Linked DNA regions of Mus musculus: regions 2, 3, 4, 5 and 6 are each linked to region 1. Evidence: chromatin loops called from intact Hi-C (ENCODE). Cell type or tissue: left cerebral cortex. All regions are shown on one strand.

Evidence for each region. Hi-C counts contacts between places; a loop is a spot of excess contacts. Peaks named below come from ENCODE experiments on the same cell type or tissue, not always from the same donor. Only the 100,000 strongest peaks of a DNase experiment are listed, where the experiment ranks them.
Region 2: it touches region 1 in a loop (6-fold over the local background); 6 of 42 quality-filtered maps call a loop at or near these places.
Region 3: a loop joins it to region 1, with 5 times the contacts of the local background. A loop is called at or near these places in 8 of 42 quality-filtered maps.
Region 4: a loop joins it to region 1, with 4 times the contacts of the local background. A loop is called at or near these places in 17 of 42 quality-filtered maps.
Region 5: it touches region 1 in a loop (4-fold over the local background); 8 of 42 quality-filtered maps call a loop at or near these places.
Region 6: it touches region 1 in a loop (3-fold over the local background); 13 of 42 quality-filtered maps call a loop at or near these places.

What each region holds. Positions count from the first base shown.
Region 1 is chr19:12,500,118-12,504,117 of GRCm38, forward strand. It overlaps Dtx4 (deltex 4, E3 ubiquitin ligase), which reads right to left and starts at 1,879. Exons shown (of 9, transcript NM_172442.3): 1 at 890-1,879. The coding sequence starts at 1,100. In left cerebral cortex, CTCF peaks have their summits at 1,558 and 2,117 (motif pointing left); DNase peaks (open chromatin) are centred at 188, 951, 1,639 and 2,050; H3K4me3 peaks cover 2,266 bases; H3K27ac peaks cover 1,870 bases.
Region 2 is chr19:12,006,317-12,010,316 of GRCm38, forward strand. n-TFgaa2 (a tRNA gene) reads left to right here and starts at 2,229; the gene lies at 2,229-2,301. n-TKctt30 (a tRNA gene) reads right to left here and starts at 3,452; the gene lies at 3,380-3,452. In left cerebral cortex, CTCF peaks have their summits at 421 and 1,526 (motif pointing left); DNase peaks (open chromatin) are centred at 382, 1,001, 1,277, 1,512 and 3 more places; H3K4me3 peaks cover 1,110 bases; H3K27ac peaks cover 1,570 bases.
Region 3 is chr19:12,132,289-12,136,288 of GRCm38, forward strand. No RefSeq gene overlaps it. Among named protein-coding and RNA genes, the nearest start is that of Olfr76, 14 kb to the left of the region's middle. In left cerebral cortex, a CTCF peak has its summit at 2,194 (motif pointing right); DNase peaks (open chromatin) are centred at 1,287 and 2,181.
Region 4 is chr19:12,430,870-12,434,869 of GRCm38, forward strand. It overlaps Pfpl (pore forming protein-like), which reads left to right. Exons shown (of 2, transcript NM_019540.2): 2 at 1-1,241. Among named protein-coding and RNA genes, the nearest start is that of Pfpl, 5.0 kb to the left of the region's middle. In left cerebral cortex, CTCF peaks have their summits at 2,340 (motif pointing right) and 2,539; a DNase peak (open chromatin) is centred at 2,385.
Region 5 is chr19:12,141,614-12,145,613 of GRCm38, forward strand. No RefSeq gene overlaps it. Among named protein-coding and RNA genes, the nearest start is that of Olfr76, 23 kb to the left of the region's middle. In left cerebral cortex, no CTCF peak of the experiment used is centred here; a DNase peak (open chromatin) is centred at 1,934; H3K27ac peaks cover 1,756 bases.
Region 6 is chr19:12,792,969-12,796,968 of GRCm38, forward strand. It overlaps Zfp91 (zinc finger protein 91), which reads right to left and starts at 3,155. Exons shown (of 11, transcript NM_053009.3): 1 at 2,016-3,155. The coding sequence starts at 2,365. Gm44505 (predicted readthrough transcript (NMD candidate), 44505) reads right to left here and starts at 3,155. Exons shown (of 13, transcript NR_024093.1): 1 at 2,016-3,155. It also overlaps a transcript of Lpxn not described here. In left cerebral cortex, CTCF peaks have their summits at 1,898 (motif pointing right) and 2,902; DNase peaks (open chromatin) are centred at 1,899, 2,688, 3,259 and 3,728; H3K4me3 peaks cover 3,795 bases; H3K27ac peaks cover 2,653 bases.

The DNA of each region.
Region 1 (4,000 bases):
GAGGTCAGAGTGGTGGCTCCTGTTTGCTATTTTAAGCAAAAAACCTAAGGACAGTTTCTTCTTAGCCTTTCTTCTTCTCTTGCTGCCTCCCTCCGTCCCTCCTCCTCCTCCTCCTCCTCCTTCTCTATGGACAAAGGGAGCAGCTTCCCTGCCAGGCATTCCAGAGCCCAATCCTCCCGCCTCCTCTCTCCATCTGCTCTGGCCTGTTGCTTCAGTGCTTGGAGTGTACAAGCAGAGGCATCTGCGGATGCCACCACATCCAGGATGCTCCAGTCCTGGAACCCATGCTCCACTCTCTCCCAGTATTGTCCCAGCCCTTTCATACAATAGACAGTAATTGGAGACTGGGGATCCCTTTGCCTCCCCAAGTCTCTTACCCAGGAGCTGACAGTGGGAAGGCTGGGTCCCTAGAAGAGGGCCATATAGACATTAAAGTTGAAAGGGGGTGGGGGGTGGGGGCAAGTGTATGTTAGGCCCAAAGGTGCCTGAGGCAAAGCAGGGTGAACTGAGGTGTGAGCAAGTGTGAGCAGGTGTGAGCCAAGAGGTTCAAGTAATGTCTTGCTGAAGAGTCAGCATTTCTTGGGGGGTGGGAGGCGGTTTGCAAAACCCTAGAGTTCTTGCACAAACGGCTACTAGGGGCTGATGGGGGCATAAAGGGGTTCTCCTGCAGCTAGGCTGAGGCTGGGTTGTATAATCAAGACTCTTTAAACTACTTGCAAGGACATTTACTTGGAGGTGGTCTTGGAATCCTGTGAGGACCTAGGGAAGAGAAGCACCTGCCCTCAACACCTATAGCTGATACCAGTGAGCAAAGCTGGCCACTGGGTGGATCACAGCGGACCCACGAGGCGGGAGCTCCTGGGACAGACAAGAGATGTGAATGGCTCACCCGTGTCTTGGCGGAACTGGTTCATGGACTGCAGGTCGATGATGTAGGGCGCGAGCCGGCTGTCCACCTGGCCCAACACCACGCTGCCCCCGGCGCGGGGACCAGCGCGCACCACCGCCTCGATGTGGTGACTCACGGCTGGGCTGTAGGGACGCCAGCGGCCGTGTTCGTTCAGCCATTCCCACACCACCACTGCCGAGGCCAGGAGCATGGCGAGCCCGGGGTTGCGGCGCGGTGCTGCCCACCTCCCGGGCCCGGCCTTCTGCGCTTCCTCCGGCGCCGCCGCCTCCGGGTCTCAACCGCGCCCCCCGGTCTGCGCCCCACCGCTGCGGGAAGCCTCAGCTGCGGCCCATGGGGGAGTCCGCAGCCGCGTAGGCACTGGGACACGGACCCCGGAGCTGCCCGTCTCCGACTGCGCTCCGCCGGGCTCCGCCGCCTCTGCCGCTGCTCCGAGGGGTCCAGCGGCTTCATGCAAAGGCCCGGCCCTGCGCACTCGCCGCCCCGCCTTGCAAAGCCACCCGGGGGCGCGCGGCCCGAGCGCGACGCTGCACCCGCCTCGCACCAGTTGCGCCTCGGGCTCCGCGGGCGCCCGCGTGGATCGCGCCGCACGGTCACGCCCTCCGCCCTCTCTCCGCTTCGAGTAAGCCGACCGCGGTGGCACAGCTCCCCCTCCCTGCGGCTCGGCTCAGTGGCCTCCAGGAGGAGTCGCCCCTCCCGGGCAGAGCGCCAAGGCGAGCTCGCGCCCGCGGAGGCTTCCCTGGTCCCCCAGTCTCGAGAGCACGCGCGCCATCCCGGTCCCAGCTGCCACTGCCAGGACCCAACTTTGCAGCCTGTTCAAATATGGAACTGTCTGTCTGTCTGTTTTCAGCTCAGCACCGGCCGTGTCCGCGGCGTGAGCTCAGAGGCTCGCATCTCCCTACAGCTCGTGCATGCATACGCATTCTCTCTCTCTCTCTCTCTCTCTCTCTCTCTCTCTCTCTCTCTCTCTCTGTCACACACACATACATCCACACCCACACACGCACGCAACACCCCCCACCCACACACACACACACACAGGAATTGCCCCACGCTCTCCTTGTTCTGTCCGTTATTACCTCATCCTCGTCTGCACCGTTCCCTAGCTGTCCATCAAAGATGCAAAAGCCACGCCCCATGGCCACTAGCACCAGCGATCTAGAGCTTCCATGCCCCCTGCTGGTCCAAATCCTCAAGTGCAGGTCAAAGGCCACACACTTGTGACCATCGAGAGCCAGTGCCAAGGGTTCCCTGCGTTTACATAGAGAGAAAAGAAGTTCTTGCTGTCCAATTTTTCTGTTAGAAGACACAAGGTAGACTAATTCATCCTGCAGTGTCTATGTAAATAAAACCATGAGACAGCAGAACAAACGCAAGCTAGACTCGCTCATTTTGATCATCAATGGCTAAAGAGGAAAGTAATATAAAGTGGGTTCTGACTAAGGGGATTGAAGCCTGTATTGCACATTATTGCTTGGCATGGTACATCACACGGGCAACTTCCACACTTGAGAAGCAAGAAGATGGAGAATTTCATGCCACATATCCAGACCAGGTCTCCAAACGAATTAAGTTAGACATTTTAAAGAGAATTATGTATTAACCTTGTCAGAAAACACACACTTTGTTTCTCCGTGGGTGGAACTGCACAATGAATCCGTTCTGACAAAGTGAAGCTGGAATTTGGAGCAATCTTATATTGGTAATGAGATTGTTAATCTTTTTTGGAATGGCTTTTCCATAGTTTCATGTGCTCCTTTTATATTTGAGGAGACAAACAGAAAACCGCTCCTAAGCAGATAAACTAGAAATTTCCAGATAGAGGAAACTTAAACTGGGGAAAGGTGTGGGTGGGTATTAAGAAATATTTAACTGTCTGCTTGCAGGACAAACAGGAAGTAGAAAGAACTAACGTTTACTTTCTGACCATTCTCTTTTGCACTCCGTCTTCTTGTGTCTACCACGATAACACGGCAGGGTAGTATAGTAGAAGTGAAATGAATGACAACACAGGAAAACATTTGCGCCTGGGTAACTTGTTAGAGAGAGTGAATATATAGTAATTAGTTGTGAGTCTGAACAGGTGAGAGGGTGCGCCAGAGAACCTGACAGCTTCTGGAACAGGCAGAAGCACAGAGGCGCTGAGGCAGCACCCTGTGTGGGCCGGGGACAGCTGGCCACCTTCCGGACCGGAGGACAGGTGCCCACCCGGCAGGGGAGGCGGCCTAAGCCACAGCAGCAGCGGTCGCCATCTTGGTCCTGGGACTCCAAGGAACTTAGGAATTTAGTCTGCTTAGGTGAGAGTCTGTACCACCTGGGAACTGCCAAAGCAACACAGTGTCTGAGAAAGGTCCTGTTTTGGGCCTTCTTCTTCGGCCAGGAGGAGGTCCAAATACAAGATATCTGCGCACCTTCCCTGTAAGAGAGCTTGCCAGCAGAGAGTGCTCTGAGCACTGAAACTCAGAGGAGAGAATCTGTCTCCCAGGTCTGCTGATAGACGGTAACAGAATCACCAGAAGAACAATCTCTAAACAGAGTCAACTATAACTACTAACTCCAGAGATTACCAGATGGCGAAAGGTAAACGGAGGAATCTTACTAACAGGAACCAAGACCACTCACCATCACCAGAACCCAGCACACCCACTTCGCCCAGTCCAGGGAACCCCAACACACCTGAGAACCTAGACCTAGATTTAAAAGCATATCTCATGATGATGGTAGAGGACATCAAGAAGGACTTTAATAAATCACTTAAAGAAATACAGGAGAACACTGCTAAAGAGTTACAAGTCCTTAAAGAAAAACAGGAAAACACAATCAAACAGGTAGAAGTCCTTACAGAAAAAGAGGAAAAAACATACAAACAGGTGATGGAAATGAACAAAACCATACTAGACCTAAAAAGGGAAGTAGACACAATAAAGAAAACTCAAAGCGAGGCAACACTAGAGATAGAAACCCTAGGAAAGAAATCTGGAACCATAGATTTGAGCATCAGCAACAGAATACAAGAGATGGAAGAGAGAATCTCAGGTGCAGAAGATTCCATAGAGAACATCGGCACAACAATCAAAGAAAATGGAAAATGCA
Region 2 (4,000 bases), 490 kb before region 1:
TTTGTCCTACCCCGTCCTCAGGGAAAAAAAAATGCTTCTCTGGGAACTGAAACCCCACGTAGAGCAGCTTGCCTCTTCACACCAGGTCCAACTTCTCCTGTTATGAAAAGTGCTCCTGATTACTGGGAGATGGTGAAGCCGAGGTAGAGATGTCTGTTAGTGGGAAAAGGGGGCACTTAAGGGCTGGTACAAATCTAAGAGTCAGGGCACGTCCACGTCAAATTCATACAGTCTCATCCATTTTCCTGCAGGATTTTTAAGAACTTGGCTTGTAAGCACAATAAGTTTGCAAGCCCTGAGGTGAAATAGTTTTCCCTGGGAGGAGAAGACACCGCTTGTTTAATGCAGATTGAGTCTTCCTTGATTCAGGTGGGCTGTGAATGAAGCCGACCTCCTCAATGCGAACAGAATGAGACAGGCGCCCTCTAAGGACAGCAGAGATGGAGGTGGAACTCGAGAGTGAGGCCGGGTCTTCACCTGGCTCACAAGGACGCTTCACGCAGGGTCCACACCGATCCCGCAATGACCGCCTCGTCCTCACTGACAGCCTCCTCAGAAGTAAAGGAACAGTTATCTTGCCTTCCTGTGATAACTAAACGAGCTTAGTAGAATCCACAGGAAAGCTGGTGTTATGTGATAATTACTAAGAGCTTTTACTCTAGTGATGAAATGCAGTTCAATCCAATCCAAATAAAACAAAAACATATACCGAAACGGATGTTTCAAAGAAGCATGGACACTCAAAATCACAGGCCTATGGCCCCAAGACTTGGTTGGTTGGTATTTGCTAAAGGAATGGCTCTCTGGTCACTCATCCAAGGAAGAGGGGACAGCAGGGTGAGATTGGGCTCTCTGAAAGTCACCATGATCGGATTCTGGGGGAAGAGACATTCATTGACTTCAGTTCTGTAGCCACCAAGGCACCCACTAAGTTGTAAGAGTTCTATGTCCCTGGTCACACAGACCAGGTCTCAAAACCGGCAACCAAACCGAAACACAAAACAACAAACTCAGAATACATGAATGTGGGAGAGAGATTAACTGGTGGGCTGGGAGGGAGACCTGAGAGGCTAAGGGGGTTACAACAATCAGAATGCAGTTCATATATATGTGAAACCCAAAGTACATATCCAACTAGAGTTGTACAAAGTCATTATCATCGCTCCTCACTCTCATCCTTTTCAGGACAGGCTGATGCAGAGCACTGACTGCTTCCCTTTTACTTTCCTGCTGCCTCCTTTCAGCTATAGTTTGCATGCGCCCTTCGCTCGAAGTTGACAAATTAAACACTGAAGTTTATCGCGACCCTGACCTTTTAGGCCTCGGGCAAATTTGGGTGATTGAGAGCAAATTGGTTACTGCGTTTAAGAATTATGATCACCCCCAAGACCTGACACTGTTACGGAGGCTATGGAGCACTCACAAAACGGGACCTAGCATGAAAGCCTTGCGAAAGACCCAACAAGCAGCTGAAAGAATCAGATGCAAATATTTGCACCCAACCAATGGACAGAAGCTGCTGCCCCCCTGTGGTTGAATCAGGAGAAAGATGGACGAAGCTGAGGAGGAGGGCGACCCGGTAGGAGGACCAGCAGTTTCAATAAACCTGGACCCCTGAGATCTCTCAGATACTGGACCACCAACCAGGCAGCATATACCAGCTGATATGAGGCCTCCACCACATATACAGTAGAGGACTGCTGGGTCTGGGCTTAGTCAGAGAAGATGCACCTAACCCTCAGGAGACTGGAGGCCCCAGGGAGTTTAGAGGTCTGGTGGGGTGGAGGTGGGGGTGGCGGGGGTGGGGGTGAGGACATCCTCATGGAGACAGGGGAGCGGGGAGGAGGTATGGGAAGTGGGCCGGGAAAAGAATAAAATCTGGAGTTTAAAATTAAAAAAAGAAAAAAAAAAAGAAAAAGAATTATGAGCAAGTCGACCTTCCAGCACACGTTGAGGGATGAATGGGACCGTGAGACCAAGCTATACACACTAGGTACTCTTTGGGACCCTGGATAAGGGTAGAGAAAGGGTAGAAACTAAACGAAGGTAACCCAGGACACACCTTGACCTGACAGGAATTAATTTTGTTACTGTTCTTAAAATTGCAGAACTAAAAATAGTACACCTTTAAAAATAAAATTAAAAATTCAAAAATTGGAGGTGAAGTGACCTGAATTTTTTTTAACTTTAAATTTGCTTTAGAGTGGGGACGGGGGCTTATTATCTGTGCTGAAATAGCTCAGTTGGGAGAGCGTTAGACTGAAGATCTAAAGGTCCCTGGTTCGATCCCGGGTTTCAGCAAAGTTTTATTTTGTTATTTCTGTCTTTTGTTATTTCCTTCCCAGTACAATAGCCATCCTTGTGAAGACACAAAGATTCTCTTTGGAAAGAGAGGCAAAGAAACATAGGATCCTAGCTGGGATACATGGCTCAAAATCTTACACGGTGGAAGCTGACACGTCGACAGAGTATTATGGCAAACCAAAAACCGATTGCATCAAAGTTCACCCCAGGGAACCAATGAACTTATTAGGGTTATTTAGAGATCTTGGATGAGGGTTATGGGCAGGAGCATGGGTGACCCCCAAAGCAGTCGCATTGCTTGGAACCCAGCCTGGCTCCTCAATGGCCCTGTAATGTGGAGCCCGTTCCACTAATCTCTTCCAGCTGTATGCTCTATCTTCTTTCTGAAGTCATTCGCAGAGTTGTATATAACCGATGGGGTGGGGTGATTGGAAATTCAAAGATCCCTGCCTCCTTTTCTAGGAGAACAACAGTCAGCAAGTTCAGCTGTGATGAGATATAGTTGAACTCACGAAGATGGTGGCAACTTGGCTCGGGAGATATGCCCATACAACACATGCCTGCTGCACCAGCTGACCTCTTGGGTCTGTTCCCCCAATCGCCACCTTATGTTGTCCCTTTGCTAAGCTTTCAAGTTTCAATGACAGGTTTGAAGCTAGTCCTGGAAGTATTTGCCTACACAGCCAAGTCTCTTGCTAAGTCGGGGCCCATCAGAGAGCACAGGAAATCTGGCTAAGAACGTAGTCCTAAGTGGAGACTATACATTCTGTGTCTTCATTTGAAATACAGATTTAGTAGCCTAGTTCCCAAGCTTCGCCTTTAATAAGAGGCATCAGGAGACATTCTTCGAGACTACTGATGTACAGTGTTTTCTGGTTGTATACCTACAGATGTTTTGAATACAAAAATCTCACACAATGTCATGTAACAACCACTTTCCAAGCAAAACCCAGCCGCATGACGTCTGTACTCATTCTTATAAATTGCCCCCTTCAAATAAGGGTAGGTTGGGTCTATATTGAAGGTCTTTCACTTATTTAGTCATACCGGAAATACAGGAGCCTAAAACAACTTCCGCCCGAACAGGGACTTGAACCCTGGACCCTCAGATTAAAAGTCTGATGCTCTACCGACTGAGCTATCCGGGCTCTTAGCGAGTCCTTTCTTCAAAGTCTATCCACAGTTAAAATTAGGCCTAGAGTCCTAATTCTTTCCAAGTAGTTGAAAACCTTTAGTCTTTACTACTAAAAAAAAAAAAAAAAAAAAAAAAATCACGATAAGCAGTTATGGTGAAATCAAGTATATCTTTCTCCTCTCTCATCATATGTAGCCTATAAAGATTACAGTTACTGGAGGTTTCTATTTTGTGCATTTCACGAGAGGAACGCCCCATATTTTGTACCCTATGGTCAGGCCTCCTGAGCTGTTGGAGACATTTTTTTTTTTTTTTTTTTTTTTCTGATTCCGGGTTTTTTGTTTGTTTGGCACGCTAGAGCGCCTTGTGGGTGTATAGCTTGAACTGAGGTTTGCATTCGACATTTCTTGAGCGTACACTGAGTTCAGGATCTCGGCAAGCTTGTGAGGCTTGGTCCTGTGTAGGGTCGAACCGACCGCCTTCCCTAGCCCCCAGTCGCGCTCTGAGGGACGATCGCAGGTATTAGATAACCGCAAACGAGTTAGGCACTTCTTACAAAGA
Region 3 (4,000 bases), 370 kb before region 1:
AGGTGCGTGGTGATAAATGATAAGTTTTGCCAGTTAAAATTTCTTTAAGTCATGTTGTTTTTATTTTTCATTCATTTATTGTGATTTACTTCCTTATTTATATTGAAATATTTATGTTCTAGAAATGAAATTTATTTGATCTCAGCGAATAATTACTGACTATGCTGCTGAATTTAGTTTGTCTACACCTCACTGAAGACTGTAGGTTTTTGATATAACCCACTAGAAACTTGTAAGAAATTTTCTTTCTTGGTGCTCATTAAACAAAGCTGCTTATGATGGAGGTCCTATTTATGGCAAGCCTTGGAACACTAAGCAACTGCTGCACCTGACTATTATCATATTATCTGTGGTTACCGTAACTATTAGATGCCTTGAGTATTTCTAGAAATAATCATAACTTGGAGGTTTTAAACTTTCAGTCACATCCCAGTCATACAACTGTCTCCGTGGAGTCACTAAAAATGATTTTATTTCTTGTATATTAATAAGACTTAAAATCATAAGGAAACTTAATTGTGCATATCATAGAGCTTCTCAAGTGAAGTGTACAATATGAATCTCTGTCTGTCTCTGTCTCTGTCTCTGTCTCTGTCTCTGTCTCTGTCTCTCTCTCTCTCTCTCTCTCTGTCTCTGTCTCTGAGTATGTAGGTCAGAGGTTGATATCTGGCGCTTTCCTCAGTCACTCTCCATCTATGTTTTTGAGACAAGGTCTGTCACTGAGCCTGCAGCTCCCTGATATAATTGTACTGGTTGGCTAGTAAGTATCTAGGATAAACTTGACAATCTCCTGAGCTATGCCATATCTGACTTTAAAAATGTGGGTACTGGCAATCGAACTCAGGTTCTCATGTTTGTATGGCAAGTATTTTATCAGCTGACCTATAACCCAGTCCTTGATATACTTGGGGAAAAGACCGTGATCCTTAGAATGGAGGCATTTGGGTACACTCAAATGATTGGAAACTTCAGTGATTATGGTTCTATGTAGCCATGGAAACAGTACCTGTCTGAGGAAGATGCTTGCTTGATACATATGTTTTAAGTTCATATCAATTGATTGGTTTGCAAAGTCCTGTTGTTTTTATTTTTCATTCATTTATTGTGATTTACTTCCTTATTTATATTGAATATATTGATGTTCTAGAAATGAAATTTATTTGATCTCAGCGAATAATTACTGACTATGCTGCTGAATTTAGTTTAGTTCTGAAGATCCACCAAATTTAGCCAACATTGCTGCCAGCTCGTATCAGTATGTTCCAGGATGAGAGCAATGCATGAGTCTGAGGAAGATAAATTGTTTTTCTTAAGCTTGAATGATATTGCTAGACAGTTTTGGAGGTATCCTGGAGACTATATGGGCAACATACTGTAAAACTGTCATCAAGCAAGATATTCTACAGAATTAGATTGGGTAACAAATATTCTGGATTTTGAATTTACCATCTAGGAGTAAATGTAACACTGTTTACTGGATCAGATGGTGATCTATGTTCAATAGACCAAGATCTCCTCTGGAATAACTCAAAGCAAATAATCCAGTGTTTCATGAACAAGAACACTAACTTGAGTGTGTTGTGAGTGGTCTGTATGAAATATCTTTGAGGTGAAGAGGAAAGTCCCTTAGTTAATCGAGGATAGTTAAGGGAGGAAGAACCACAGTCTTTACAAAGCAGTGTGAGGGTGACAGTGGTAGGTGCTGTCATTGACCGGATGCTCTGATCTTGACACGAAGTTCAGTGTCAATGTCAAGCTTCCAGAGACAGAGTGAAGAAAGTTAACCCTTTAGGTAGCAGGAAACACAACCTGAGCCTGGTTCTTTTCAATCAGCTCTAAGCGTTTGCCATTTATCCATGTTGCTAATGAATATCACTATCTCACTCATTTTTGTCGCTGTATAGCTTTCTGTTGTGTGAATCCAATACTATTTGTTTAGTAATTCTGTCATGGAGAGACCCTGGTACAGTGTGTAGAGCACAGGATATATAGTGTGTTTGAGGGGGATTAGTAACCGCTAGGTGCTTGTCTTATGTAAGTGCCCTAAAGTGGAATATTTTAGAAAATTATTATTATTTGCAGTAATGGGTGTGTAATCAGGACCTTTTGCATACATACCAGGCTAGTGCTCTATCACTAAACACCATGGCCTTTTAAAGTTGTGTGCAATTTAGCCACACTTCCAATAGATGGCAGCAACATCTCATAGGGGCCTAACCTTGTAGGCCTTTGTGACGATAGTTTCTTGATAAAATTATCTTAGATAGGATCATGTTTGTTGGGTTGTTAGGTGTGTTCACTATAGCTGTTTAGCTCCAGCATAAAAATCTGAGATCATGAGTAATAGATAATAGAATAATGATAATAGAATAATTTTCCACAGTAAACTAGGAAATTGAATTCAGGTCCTGTGATTTCTAACCATGCTATACCATTCACACACACACACACACACACACACACACACACACGTATGTATGTGTGTGTATGTATGTATGTATGTATGTATTTATTTCAAGGTCCTCTAAAACTTTTAAATGAACCTTTGTATTAGATTTATTAGAGAAGTCTGATGCAAGACTTTGGACCTATGTTGGGTTGAAGTTTTTGCTAGTTTCCATGGAAGAAATGTAAGCTGAAATAACATTTCAAATTCTGTTATGAGAACAAGATGTTTTACTTGTACCTCTGTATTTCTCTATGGGATTTGTTTCAAATATGCTCATTAAAACAGCAATGCTAAACAAGCATAAAATCAGATCATATTTTAAGCGAATCTACCAGAGAATTCAATCCAGTGTACATCATATGCTAGGGAGATAAATTTGAGTTCAATTTTATATTATTTTCTTCTACTTTGATTTATAAATTCTATGTGGAATTTGTCTGCATATATTATTTGGTTTTGTATTTTTCTTTAGCTTTTTATTGATTCATTTTGAACTTCAAACCATATATCTCAATCCCACTTATCTTTCCTGTCCCCTTGGATCCACCCTCTGTCCTTACAACCTCCTCCTCCATTCCTTTTTCCCCCTTTTTTATTGGATATTTTCTTTATTTACATTTCATATGGGGCAACTCTGTAGAAGGACCAGCACTGTCAATTAACCTGGACCCCTGAGATCTCTCAGACACTTGAGCCACCTACACATATACAGCCGGGTCTGGGTTCAGTCAGAGAAGATGCACATAACCCTCAAGAGACTGGAGGCCCCAGGGAGTTTAGAGATCTGGTGGGGTTGGGGGTTGGGGGCTAGGGGCATCCCCATGGAGACACAGGGTGGAGAGGAGGTATGGGATGTGGAACAGTCAGGGGGTGCACTGGAAGGGGGATAAAATCTGGAGTGTAAAAAAACGATTAAACAAGAAGAAGGAATTAAAAACAATAAACAACCCCCAAACAAATCATAAAAACATCTTATTGTGGAAGCTGCAATGTGTAAGAGTATGTCTCACAGTATTCTCTTTTGTCCACACATCTTTATTGCCAATATTCATTGAAATGAGTCATGGGTCTGGTTCAAGGCCTGTGGCTTCTGCTACACTATCAATAATGGATCCTCAAAGGAACTTCTCTCAAACTTTCTGTTGCTGCCCTGTGTTATGAAGATCCTGCACGTTTGGATCTGCAGGACATGCCCCTTCAAGTGCTCCAGCACTGGATGTTGGGGTGGGCCAACTCAAAGTCCTGGATCTGGGTCTGAGTGGAAGCTGAGTTCTTCAGCTAACCAGTTCTCCTGTGGCCACACCACCAGGGCCAACTCTCCTGCTTTGCTTAGGTGAGGGGTGGGGCCAGATCTTCCAAGTACTGCAGCCAGTAAGGGGAGGTGCCAGCTCAACAACTCTTATGCCTCAGGGACAGCTTTCCCACACTGACCAGTTGAGGGATGAGGCCAGTTATCCTGCATCCCTGCCTCCCAGGGGCGGCTCTAGTCTTCTGGGAAGTGAGGGCCAGGGCCAGCACTCCCAAGCCTGGTTTTGTATTTTTTTTAATGTG
Region 4 (4,000 bases), 69 kb before region 1:
TTCCAATTTGTGAGCAGAACACTTTGCCTTCCCTGTATCTTGTTTTGTATTTTAGCCTCTTAAAGACAACCCAAACTCTGAGAACATGCAGATGGTCCAGTTCAACCAGTGTTGTGGAGACTCCAAAACTCTGTACTGATGACTGCGTCATCTCCCTGTGTGCCTGAAGGGCACAGAGTTCAGAACAAGTCCACTTTCTGTCTGCTGCACAGTTAGAATTTACCTTGTTCAACCTACTTTTAGAGCAATTTTAACTTGTGAACTTCCCATGCAATGTCCAAGGCAAAAGGGTGGTGGGGAACTGGAAATAAATCAAGAAATGTAAAAACTGAAGAGGACTCCGATGTTTTAGGAACTTGCTGGTTTCTTTTAGCCAACTGATGTCTACCTTTGAGCTCATCATATAGTGGACAGGGAAAGGGACTGTTGTTGAGATGGATCAATTATTATGGTTTAGTTTTCCATGTTACCAAAAGTATAACCCTTTCTCTTTCTGCAACTAGCACTCACCCTTAATGTCTTCCCATCAGAAGTGTGAATACAGATACAAAGTCACATGAATAGATACACCCTTATTACAGCAAGAAGTATTTATTTTCCTAGAAGTGAAAGATGTCAAAATCAATATAATCCCACATTTAACTATTATTTTCTCCCTAAAACTAATGCCAAACAGAAGACATCATGTCCTGTCCATTTAGGTTTGCTTGTTTTCACTGCTACAAAGAGGGCTGATGTGATAAAAAGTTGCATCATTAAGTTAGCTGGAACAGACACCCAAAATCACCTGTGACATGCATTTCAGATCCAGGATGGCTTCCATGGGGCATCCAGCAGGCTGCATGACTGACACCTGGCAATAGCTGGGTTTTGCTCAATTTTTATATCTAAGAATTTAATTCTTTACAACATGAAAATTCCTCTACAGCTGCTTTAGAAATTATGTATCTATTTACCATAGCACATCATCAGTGAGCTATCTTCTATGAAAAACGATGTGTTCTCTCCTTTATGCTAACAATCAAGGGCTTGTGCACATAGTAGACCCTCCTGAAGAGCTCCATGTGTCTCAGCCTCTGGGATTAGGGGAAAAATTATTCATTTGTTTTCAGCTGAGATGTGGAGAGGAGTGAATAGCTGAGTTTGAAGTCTGCCCTACTGGCTATCCACCCAAGGGGTTGATTGTATATGCTCTTCACAAAACCTGCCTTTTTCAGTATTAAAATGTTCAGTATTAAGACATTTTTCTCTGTGGTCTGTGGGTCTGAGTGAATTTTGTATGTTCAGCCAAGCTAATGACTTTTTCTAAAGTACTAATTTTCCTTTGTAAATTCTTTAAGGATTATTGAGTCTGCCAAGCATAGCACAGCAGGAGGCCCCTAGACCTTTAAGAAACAAATGTCCCAATGAGACAAAAGTATTTCACTAACTTATATTCCTAAAAATGCATAAACATTTACTAAAATGTGTATCCTATAACCTTCTGTCTGAGGGCCATCTGTATGAAATCAGAATTTGAGGGCTTCTGGTTCACACTCAAGCTCCCTCACAGAAGTCAGGTCCAGATCCCTGAGTGGGGCTCCTGGGCTCTGCTGGGTCCTGAATTCCTATGGTTGGTGCCTGTGGCTAGATGAGGCCTGGCTTATGAGAAAGCCACGTTCTGTAGTATATAAGAGATTAAGACAGAGTTTGGTGGTAATTGAACCTTTTCATTTCTTTCTTATTCTTGCTCCCTTATCTATGTTAAAGTGATTAATATTAAACATTTACTTGAAGGGGGAAAATTGTCTGCAAATGAGTTAAGCAGGTACTACATTGTAATCACAAGCAAAGCCACTTTCAAGAAGTTAACCTTCAGGATGAGAGATGGCTCAGCAATTGAAAGCACTTGCTGCCCTCTGGGGTTGTATTTGTAATACCCATACAACAGCTCACGACCCTCTGAAACTCCAGTTCCAGGGGATCTAATGTAGGCAAAACACTCATAAACATAAAATCAAGATAACTAAATATTAAGATCAAAGAAGTTAATAGTCATGGTTTTCAAGATAACTATTCTCTCACAAGTTCACACATGCTCTGTGGTCTGTCTCTTTAGAAGAAACCTAGGGGTCAAACTAGGTCAAATGTGTGGGTAGAACAGATGTGGGAATTTTTAGAAAATAAAAAAGGGGGTTTCTCTTTAGTTAGTTGGATTGAGGTTGTCCACAGATTGTGGAAATAATCCATATGCTTCTGAGACAGGTGCCAAAACACTTCTACAAAAGGACCTTAGGAGTAATAACTGTTCATTTGTACTTTATTATTCTGCACATACACCTCATGATCACCAGGGGGCGATTTCCTCCCACAGAACAACACCAACAACTTCAAATCACAGCAGCCACAAACACAGCTCTGACATCCAGACATTCGCCAGCCAAGAGACATTTCCCCCAGCAACTCTCATTCAGATGCTGTTAGCAACAGCTAAGCACAGGGGGCAGTAATTGTTTCTTATGCTGGGTGGATCTGTTCTCCATGCTTTATGCTGTTGTATATCAATCTACTCCTAGATAAAAACATTCCATCTTGGAGGGACACTTCTTAAGACACAGACTGTTCTAAGGGGAAATTAAACATTCCATCATGTAGGTCATACTCCATGGCTGCAGAAAGTCAGGGCAGGAACTGAAGGCAGGAATCTGGAGGTAAGAAGTGAAGCAGAGGTCTTGGAAGAACACTGCTTAGCGGTACAGTGCCTATGGCTTCCTCAGCCTGCTTTCTTATATAACCCAGGACTAAAAGTCCAGGGATGGTACCACATCAATGTGAACCCTCTCACAATAACCATTGATCAAGTAAGCACCCTTCAGGCTTGTCCACAGGTCAATCTGTTGGGTTCATTTTTTTTTAAGTTATGTTCCCTCTTGACAAATGACTTTTGCTTGTGTCAAGTTGGGGAAAAAAAAAAAAAAAAAAAAAAAACCTAACCAAGACACTCCCTAAGCTTAGGAAATAATCAACTCAAAGGCTTCAGGAAGTCCCTGAAATTGATCAGTGTGCAGGTTTGAATGAAAGTGACCCTCCATATAGGATGTATGGCCTTGTTGGAGTACATGCAATCTTGTTGGAGGAAGTGTATCAATGAGGGTGGGCTTTGAGGTTTCAAATGTTCAGGTTGGTCCAGTGTCTCTCTTCTTTCTGTCTTTGATCTGGATATAGAACTCTCCACTTCTTCAGCACTATGTGTATGTGCATGCCACCATGTTTCCCACCATGATGACAATGGACTTAGCCTTTGTAAGACAGCCTCAATAAAAATGTTTACGTTTGTACAAGTTGGTAATGCCATCTCCCACAGCAATAAAATCTTAACTAAGACAACTAGGTACACTAGGCTCTACTCTCAGCAAGCATATACAAGCAGTAAGAACTGCTGAGATGCCTGGAAGAAGCAGCGATCATCAGTTACCTGGAAGAGGTTCTTATCACCTGAGCTCCAGGTGTCTAACTTCTGTGAGTTGCCACCCATGTTAGGGTAGGTCATTGGTGACACAGCAGTCTTTGTGTCACTTCTGATTCTTTAAGTAATTCCTCGCCCATATTACTTTAAGAAAACAAAAGCAAACAAATAAAAGTTCATTGGCTCACCAACATGGATTTTGGTGGTATCCATACTTGGTTGTTATTTGGGAAGAGTAGAAATTTATTCTCACTTTTCCTGAAATATTGTTACACAACATAAGCACAAAGCAGAGAAAGAGCAAGGTATATAGATTTGACCATCTATAAAATCACAGAGAGGTCTGAATCTTCAAAAAGGAGAGGGGAATGAAAACACAGAGGCACAGATATACCACAAAGCTTTTCAAGGGATCAGCATCCCACAAGGTGTGTCTCCAACTCCATTTGCTACCCCTGGAGTCTCATGGAGGGAGAACATGGCTGCTGGTGTTGAGACTGTGAAAGCCAGAGGACCAACCTCTTCTTGGCCCAGGGGAGCACATTAGGGCTTCTC
Region 5 (4,000 bases), 360 kb before region 1:
AGAAGCTAGACTTCAGAAAAACACATAACCCTATTAAAAATGGGGTACAGAGCTAAACAAAGAATTCCCAACTGAGGAATATGGAATGGCTGAGAAGCACCTAAAGAAATGGTCAACATCCTTAGTCATCAGAGAAATGTAAATTAAAACAACCCTGGGATTCTACCTCACACCAGTCAGAATGGCTGAGATAAAAAACTCAGGTGACAGCAGATGCTGGCGAGGGTGTGGAGAAAGAGGAACACTCCTCCATTGCTGATGGGATTGCAAGCTGGTACAACCACTCTGGAAATCAGTTTGGCAGTTCCTCAGAAAAGTGGACATAGTACTATCTGAGAACCCAGCAATACCACTCCTGAGCATACACACAGAAGATGCTTCAACATGTAAGAAGGACACATGCTCCACTATGTTTATAGCAGCCTTATTTATAATAGCCAGAAGCTGGAATGAACCCAAATATCCCTCAACAGAGGAATGGATACAGAAATGTGTAAATGTGGTACATTTACACAATGGAGCTATTAAAAACAATGAATTTATGAAATTCTTAGGCAAATGGATGGAACTAGAAAATATCATCCTGAGTCTAGAGACTGCCCCACCTGCAGATCCATCCCATATACAGTCACCAAACCCAGACACTATTGTGGATGCCAAGAAGTGCTTGCTGACAGGAGCCTGATATAGCTGTGTCCAAGGGGCTCTGCCAGTGCCTGAAAAATACAGAGGTGGATGCTCTCAGCCCACCATTGGACTGAGCACAGGGTCCCCAATAGAGGAGCTAGAGAAAGGATCCAAGGAGCTGAAGGGGTTTGCAGCCCCGTAGGAGGAACAACAATATGAATCAACCAGTACCCCCATAGCTCTCAGGGAGTAAACTACTAATCAAAGAGTACACATGGAGGTACCCATGGCTCCAGCCACATATGTAGCAGAGAATGGCCTTGTTGGTCATCAATGGGAGGAGAGGCCCTTGGTCCTGTGAAGGCTCAATGCCCCAGTGTAGTGGAATGCCAGGACTGGGAAGCAGGAGTAGGTGGGTTAGTGAGCAGGGAGAGGGTGGAAGGGATGGGGATTTTTGGAGGGGAAACCAGGAAAGGGGATAACATTTGAATTGTAAGTAAAGAAAATATCTAATAAAAAAGAAATATAAATAAACTAAATAAATAAAAGATAGAAATAAAAAAAAGGGCATGCACCAACACACCAGGGTTTCCACCTCCTTTTTCCAAATAATCTATATATTTTTCTGTTTTTCTTTACATTCACTCCAGTTTGATGAGCACATATCCTTTGATTTGCCAACTTTCAAGATGGAAATTAACCTTAAGTTCTCCTAATGCCAAAAGCCACTGAAATAACACAGCCACAAATTACTTAACCCTTTCAGTAAAGCATACCACATGCTTTGGGGCTCCGTGGAATTGCTGTCATGCTCTCCCAACAACCTGTAGCTGCCTTCTGGCGAACCAAATTTGTAAAGATAAAATTTTAATCAAAATCTCTATTGTGTGGTCAGGCACATATTTTATCGGCAATGCAGGCCTTCTTTTTGTATTGAGAATACAGAAAGTACTTTTGTGCTTGCTCAATTATCAAAGAAGCTCAATAAATATTCCTTGTAGTGAAAAACTGGAGTGAATCAAAACTAGAGCTGGTTTACAACAATCATAGGTTAGGCTTCCCTGGACTACTGTGTTTATTAATGGGCAAATAAGCAGACACACATTAGAATGTTTGGGAGACCATAGGAAGCATTTTAGAGCTGTTCAAAATAGGACAAGCCACAACTCTTTCTTCTAAAGAGGGCCTGAGAGTGGAGGCTGAAATTCACTTCAGAAAAACCACTTTAGCACAGGGTGTGTTCTCATTTTTTCAGCCTCCCCAAATCTTTCCCAGATGGACTGGAACTAATTAAGTTCAGAATAGATGCTTGCATGAGCTTTGATGCCTGTGTTAGCTGCCAGCAAAGAACAAAACTGCAGAAATTTGCAATTGCACCAGGGCTACAATTCTCCATCTGTTGAGGGAAACACACAGACAGACAAATTACAAATGAAGCTATTTGGGGAGAAAGGAATCAAAGCTAAGTAGACGATGTGTGTCAGGGCCTGGTGGGACCAGCTAGAGGGCTAAGGAAGGTCAATGTCCTGGGACATGAGACTCCAGTTCCTCCCTAAAACTATTCCTTTTTGTCTGTCCTCAAATACCCACCCTTTTTGATATCAATGCATTATTTATAGGTTGGTGAATCGGCAGATTCCCTTGGGTTTGGTCAAAGAAACTTTTTTTTTTTTTCACTACAGTATCCTTAATATGCATTTTTATCTACCTACTTACGCCAGTTTCATGGATATATAGAATTTGGTAGGCACCTGGTTGCTGTTCCCATGATTTAACCATTACCCCTAATGCTTTGTAGTATACATGATCACACACATTGATCAAATGTGGCCAATCTATGGCTTATGAGACACAAGGGGCTGAGGACAGTTGTTAATTTGGTCCAACACAAAATCATATACTCACTCAAAATACTCTGAGATCCGTTTGCTACTGGTATTGTAATTTGAATGCTTGGTTCTTCAGTGGGAACCTTGTAGATGACCACGTTAAGCTGCATTGTCAAAGGCTGGACACACCTGAAGGGCACACTGCAGTGCATGGGCTCTCATGAGACCTGTAATCTATGCTCCAAGATTGATAGTTTTCCATCTTTAGTCTTTTTTTTTTCCATTTTTTATTAGGTATTTCGCTCATTTACATTTGCAATGCTATACCAAAAGTCCCCCATAGCCACCCACCCCCTCTCCCCTACCCACCCACTCCCCTTTTATGGCCCTGGCGTTCCCCTGTACTGGGGCATATAAAGTTTGCGTGTCCAATGGGCCTCTCTTTCCAGTGATGGCCGACTAGGCCATCTCTTGATGCATATGCAGCTAGAGTCAAGAGCTCCGGGGTACTGGTTAGTTCATAATGTTGTTCCACCTATAGGGTTGCAGATCCCTTTAGCTTCTTTGGTACTTTCTCTAGCTCCTTCATTGGGGGCCATGTGATCCATCCAATAGCCGACTGTGAGCATCCACTTCTATGTTTGCTAGGCCCAGGCATACTCTGACAAGAGACAGCTATATCAGGGTCCTTTCAGCATAATCTTGCTAGTGTATGCAATGGTGTCAGCATTTGGAAGCTGATTATGGGATGGATCCCCGGATATGCTAGTGTCTACATGGTCCATCCTTTTATCTCAGCTCCAAACTTTGTCTCTGTAACTCCTTCCAAGGGTGTTTTGTTCCCACTTCTAAGGAGGGGCATAGTGTTCACACTTCAGTCTTCATTTTTCTTGAGTTTCATGTGTTTAGGAAATTGTATCTTATATCTTGGGTATCTTAGGTTTTGGGCTAATATCCACTTATCAGTGAGTACATATTGTGTGAGTTCCTTTGTGAATGTGTTACCTCACTCAGGATGATGCCCTCCAGGTCCGCTGATGTATAGCTCAGCACAAAATGGGACTTGCTGACGAGAGAGAGAGAGAGAGAGAGAGAGAGAGAGAGAGAGAGAGAGAGAGAGAGAGAGAGAACGGACTACTGCACATGCGCATTTTCACTCAGTACACACACACACACACACACACACATTTTTAATTGCAGAAAATTGGAGAAATGTAGTGCTCACTTTTTTTCTGTGATCACTCCACATAAAGGAGTGCTTTACGAACCTGTGTTCATAGAACATATAAAACTGAACAAGAGAAACCATCCTGAATAGCTGATGCTTTCTATACCCCCGCGCATTATATATGCACAACTTTCCTTGACTCCTAGTGTCTCATCTTTGTAAACATAAGCCAACTGTTTATATCGGAACTTCATCTCTTTAATTCTTCTTCTAACACGGGCAAGACCCATGTTCTCAGTACAGTTCCCTGGCCCCTCTTCCCACAAGCACAGGAATAGCCACAGTCACTCCGATCATGGCTTGGAACTTTTACAAA
Region 6 (4,000 bases), 290 kb after region 1:
ATCAAGGTCAGAGTTCAGTAAACTGACACTCAAAACTGCATGTCTCAAAGGATAAATAGAATATGAATTTAAAAAATGTGTTGTCAAAGAACATCTGCAAACCAAATGAGTACTAATCAATGTTTCCTTCAAGGTCCTTGAAGACAAGGCCAGATCTAATTCAGCCTTCTACACCCTAGAGGAGTAACAGTACTAGCCCTAGTTACTTTTCAAACAACGACTGCAAAGCTGGAATGTATGTGTTGACATCTCTCTGATTTGTGGGCCACTGAATAAGTGAAATGTGCAAGAAAAACAATGAAAGTTAATTTTTAAGAATCTGATAAAATGGTATAATTGTAAATACATGAGCAAGGGATAAGTCTGAAAGCAAACGGAGGTAGAGATCACCATAACTATAGTACTAGACGAAAAGGAACATTAAGACTGCTTCTTCCTCTTCACAAGAAAAACAGTGATCAAAAGACTAATCCAAGTAATCATATTCATCCAAAATCAACTGTTTCTACCATTGCATTATAAGACTCAAGGTCCATTAGCACTTCCTACGATGTAGGGAAAAGTTAAACACTATTCTAGGTATAATTTCACTTGATTCAGATGTACTTAACTCTCAAGTGGCAGGTTTATGTAAGGTAATATAAAACCACAACACTACAAAATATATACAAAAACACCACTATAAAGTACTCCTGCCTCTGTTAGGCTATCACTCCTCAAAATAACAAGTTGAATTTATTATTTTAGTGTGTAAGACATTGTGTGGTTTATTTAACACACACAAACTCAGGCCATAGAGGTAATTCCCCATATAACTGTGTACAGAGGACACATAGGTTAAAAGATTTTGCCTAAGGAATTTATGCCCAATTAAGATTAATGGTTTACATATTTTCAAGTTTGTGAGATTAAATACATTAAGATTTTTGTAAAAATGTACATACAGCAGTTACAACTTTCAATTCAGCTTAAAAATTTGTAAGGACAGTTTTACTCTCCACAGAACTATAGTTCCCAAGTTTTCTTAAAGAAGTTAACTTCCTTAAGTCACATTCAAAACCCGGGAAAACACTTGTAGCAAAATATGATACACTTGGATTTTATTCCTGAAGTGTCTCATGCAACTGTTCTAAGTCATAGATTTAATTCTGGAGCAAGCTTGTTTTTAAGCTTTAAAAATTTTCTAGGTCTAAGGTAAGCCAAGCCCTTGCACTGTCTCTACTGGAAGGTTGAAGGTTATCTGAAACCGAAATTCCTGTTCTTTGATTTTCTGTCTTTTTCTTACTTGTAAATCAAGTGACATAATACTCTTAAACAGTGAATAACTAATCTGATTAAAACGTGTAACTTATAAACTCATGTACTTAATTATTCTTAAGCATTACTCTAATGAGCAATTTAAAATATTTTTGCTCCTGGCCATCTGTTAAGGGCCTCTAATTAGTTCAAAGTAGTAATTCAGATCAATGTAATTTTAAGAATAAGTACCTACGTTAAAATATCCGCATAAAGAAAAAGTTTATATACTAGTAAAAAGAACTACACATCTAGTTTAGTTGTAGAAAATACTTGTAATTTGCACAACGGTGTTTTCCTCTGACGACCAGACTATTTAGAAGGGCGAGGAAGGCTACTTTCTAAGTGGCTCGAATGCTAAGTTAAGAACAGGTAAAAACACTCTTCAGGGCTAGTATGGTGCGGCTGATTTCCTAACGGGGATGTGATGTAACACTGGAAGCGATAGGCTGACAAAGGGGGTGCAGAAGCCAGAGTGAGGACCGAGCAGGCGGGAGGCAGAGGGCGTGCAGCCTGCACTGGGCGACTTCGGGCGTGGGCTGGCGGCCACAGGCAGTGAAGCAGCCGGAGCCCGGCCGCCAGCGGCGTGACATCTGGCGTGCCGAGCCGGCAGGGGGCAGAGCAAGCAGGGTGTCACGTGGAGCGGGCGCTACGGGAGCCGGGAGGGGAGAGAGAACTAGAGGGGGGTCTTCCCCAACGCTTCAAAGACTGTTACTCACTGGAGTCGCGGACTCTTCTTGCCCTGAGCAGGAGACGGGGGCTTCGCGGCCGCGGGCTGATGCCCTGGGCCGTCGGGAGGCCTGTTGCTGGGGCTGCTCCTCCGCCGGCGGGGATACTCGGCCTTTCTCCGGCGGGACACAGCGGCAGCGGCGGCGGCGGCGGCCGCAGCGGTCCGGCCGCGGTCCCGACCTCCCCTCAGCACGCGGCTGCTCGCGGTCTCTGCAGGCGCCGCCGGCGCCGCCGCCGCGCCGGGCCGGAGCTCCTCCGAAGCCGCGTCGGCCGCCGCTGCTGGGCCCCCTTCCTGGTCCTGCTGCTCCGGGGATCGCGGCTCCTCCGTCTCCCCCGGCATCGGGGCTCGTCCGTCCCCCACCCCTGCGTCCCAGGCGGTGGAGGCGGCGGCGCCCGCGGCGCAGCTCCCCCCGCCCCCCTCGGCTCCCGGAGCGTCCGGCTCCCTCACTCCGGAGCGCCTCTCTCCCCCCCGCCCCTCCGCCCGTTCCGAGGGCGCCCCCCCCCACCCGCCCCCTGCCACTCAAGCCAGCGACCGCCGGCGGCGCGCACGCGCGCACCCGGACGGACACGCAGCGGGCCAATCGGAGGGGAGGATCGGCCCCCCTGGCCCGGCCCCTCGCGGTCTCACACGCAGCAGCGCACTCGGTGCCCTCCCCCACCCCTTCCTCCAACCAATCAGGAAACGGCTCCGAGGGAGAGCGCGAGGTTTCCTTGCCCGCGCGCCCGTTCTCACCGTTAAACGGCTGCGTCTCGCGACAATCCCAAAGTGACCTTTCTCCCCCCCCACTTTGGAGTTCGGCTCAAGCTAGGGGCGGTGGGAGGGGCAGGGCTGGCGAGGGCGGAGGCGAGGACAAAACGCACCGTTCTCAGCCGCGCGCGCACCCCCCTGCCGGCTGCGCGCGCACCTGCCTCCCGGAGGCGCCGCTGTCCCCTCAAGGGTTCTTACTAGCCTAAGAAGTAGCCTGGACGTTATCCCGCCTCCACCCAGACCCCCACCTTCCTGCTCTGGCCTTTCTGTCCCCAGCGCCGCCAGCTCTCGAGGGGAGAAGTGGTAAATTATTTGAGTTGCAGCTTCTCCTTTAAGAAAAAAAAGGCCCTGTCCGTTGCCGGATGAAAGTCTCTGAAAAAATGGCGGCGATAGGATAGAGGCGGGGCCGAGGGGACAGCGCGGGATAGTCGTGAGGCGCACGCGCAGGGCCAACTTCGCCGAGGGCACTCTGGGAGACGTAGTCCTATTTACTCTGCGCTTCCAGAGAAATCATGGGAAACTAGAGGCAGAGGGAAGGCTGGGAGCGTCTATCTGAGGTCTGAGATTACGTTTTAGCGAGGCATTGCTTCCGGGTTAGGTCGCGACGCCTGCGTACAACTGGCAAAAATATTGAGCCAATTACAGGCTAGGGGTCCCTGGGAGAGAATCCTACTTCTTTTAATCTTTTTTTGTGTAAGTGCTCCGAAGTGCCCTCGTCATAGTCTTTACTTACTTCGGTCTGGTCATTTGACGCCTCCTCTGCGACCTGTTAGCTACGCTCCTTTTTATTCCTCCATCTTGTGTTGAGCCTCTCACTTGTGAAGCCCAGGAGGTTAGGGACTCGTTCTGCGTCTGTCAACTTAATTTTAATAAAACGTGTAGGACGAAGTGTAAAGTTGTTTCCTGGTAGGGATGGGGCGCCACGGAATTGCCGTTGGCTGTGGTGCTGGAGCTGGAGAGCCGGTTAGCGTGACTCACTGATTTTTTTGTGGATAAGTTAGCTGTCGCTCACGTTCTCCACCCCGAGGCTGAATGCCTTTGCGGTCTGTAGATGTTTCTGCGGCACAGGAAACACAGTCATAATAGCAGCTCTGACTAGCGTTTACAGCTAAGTACCTTCCTGATGGGGAAAGGGGGCTTTCCAATCGTTCAAACCGCAACTGGTGGTAATGCAGCCTCTTATACGTTTGTATGCATTTCTTTCCCTCTTAAACATTGTTTGCATTC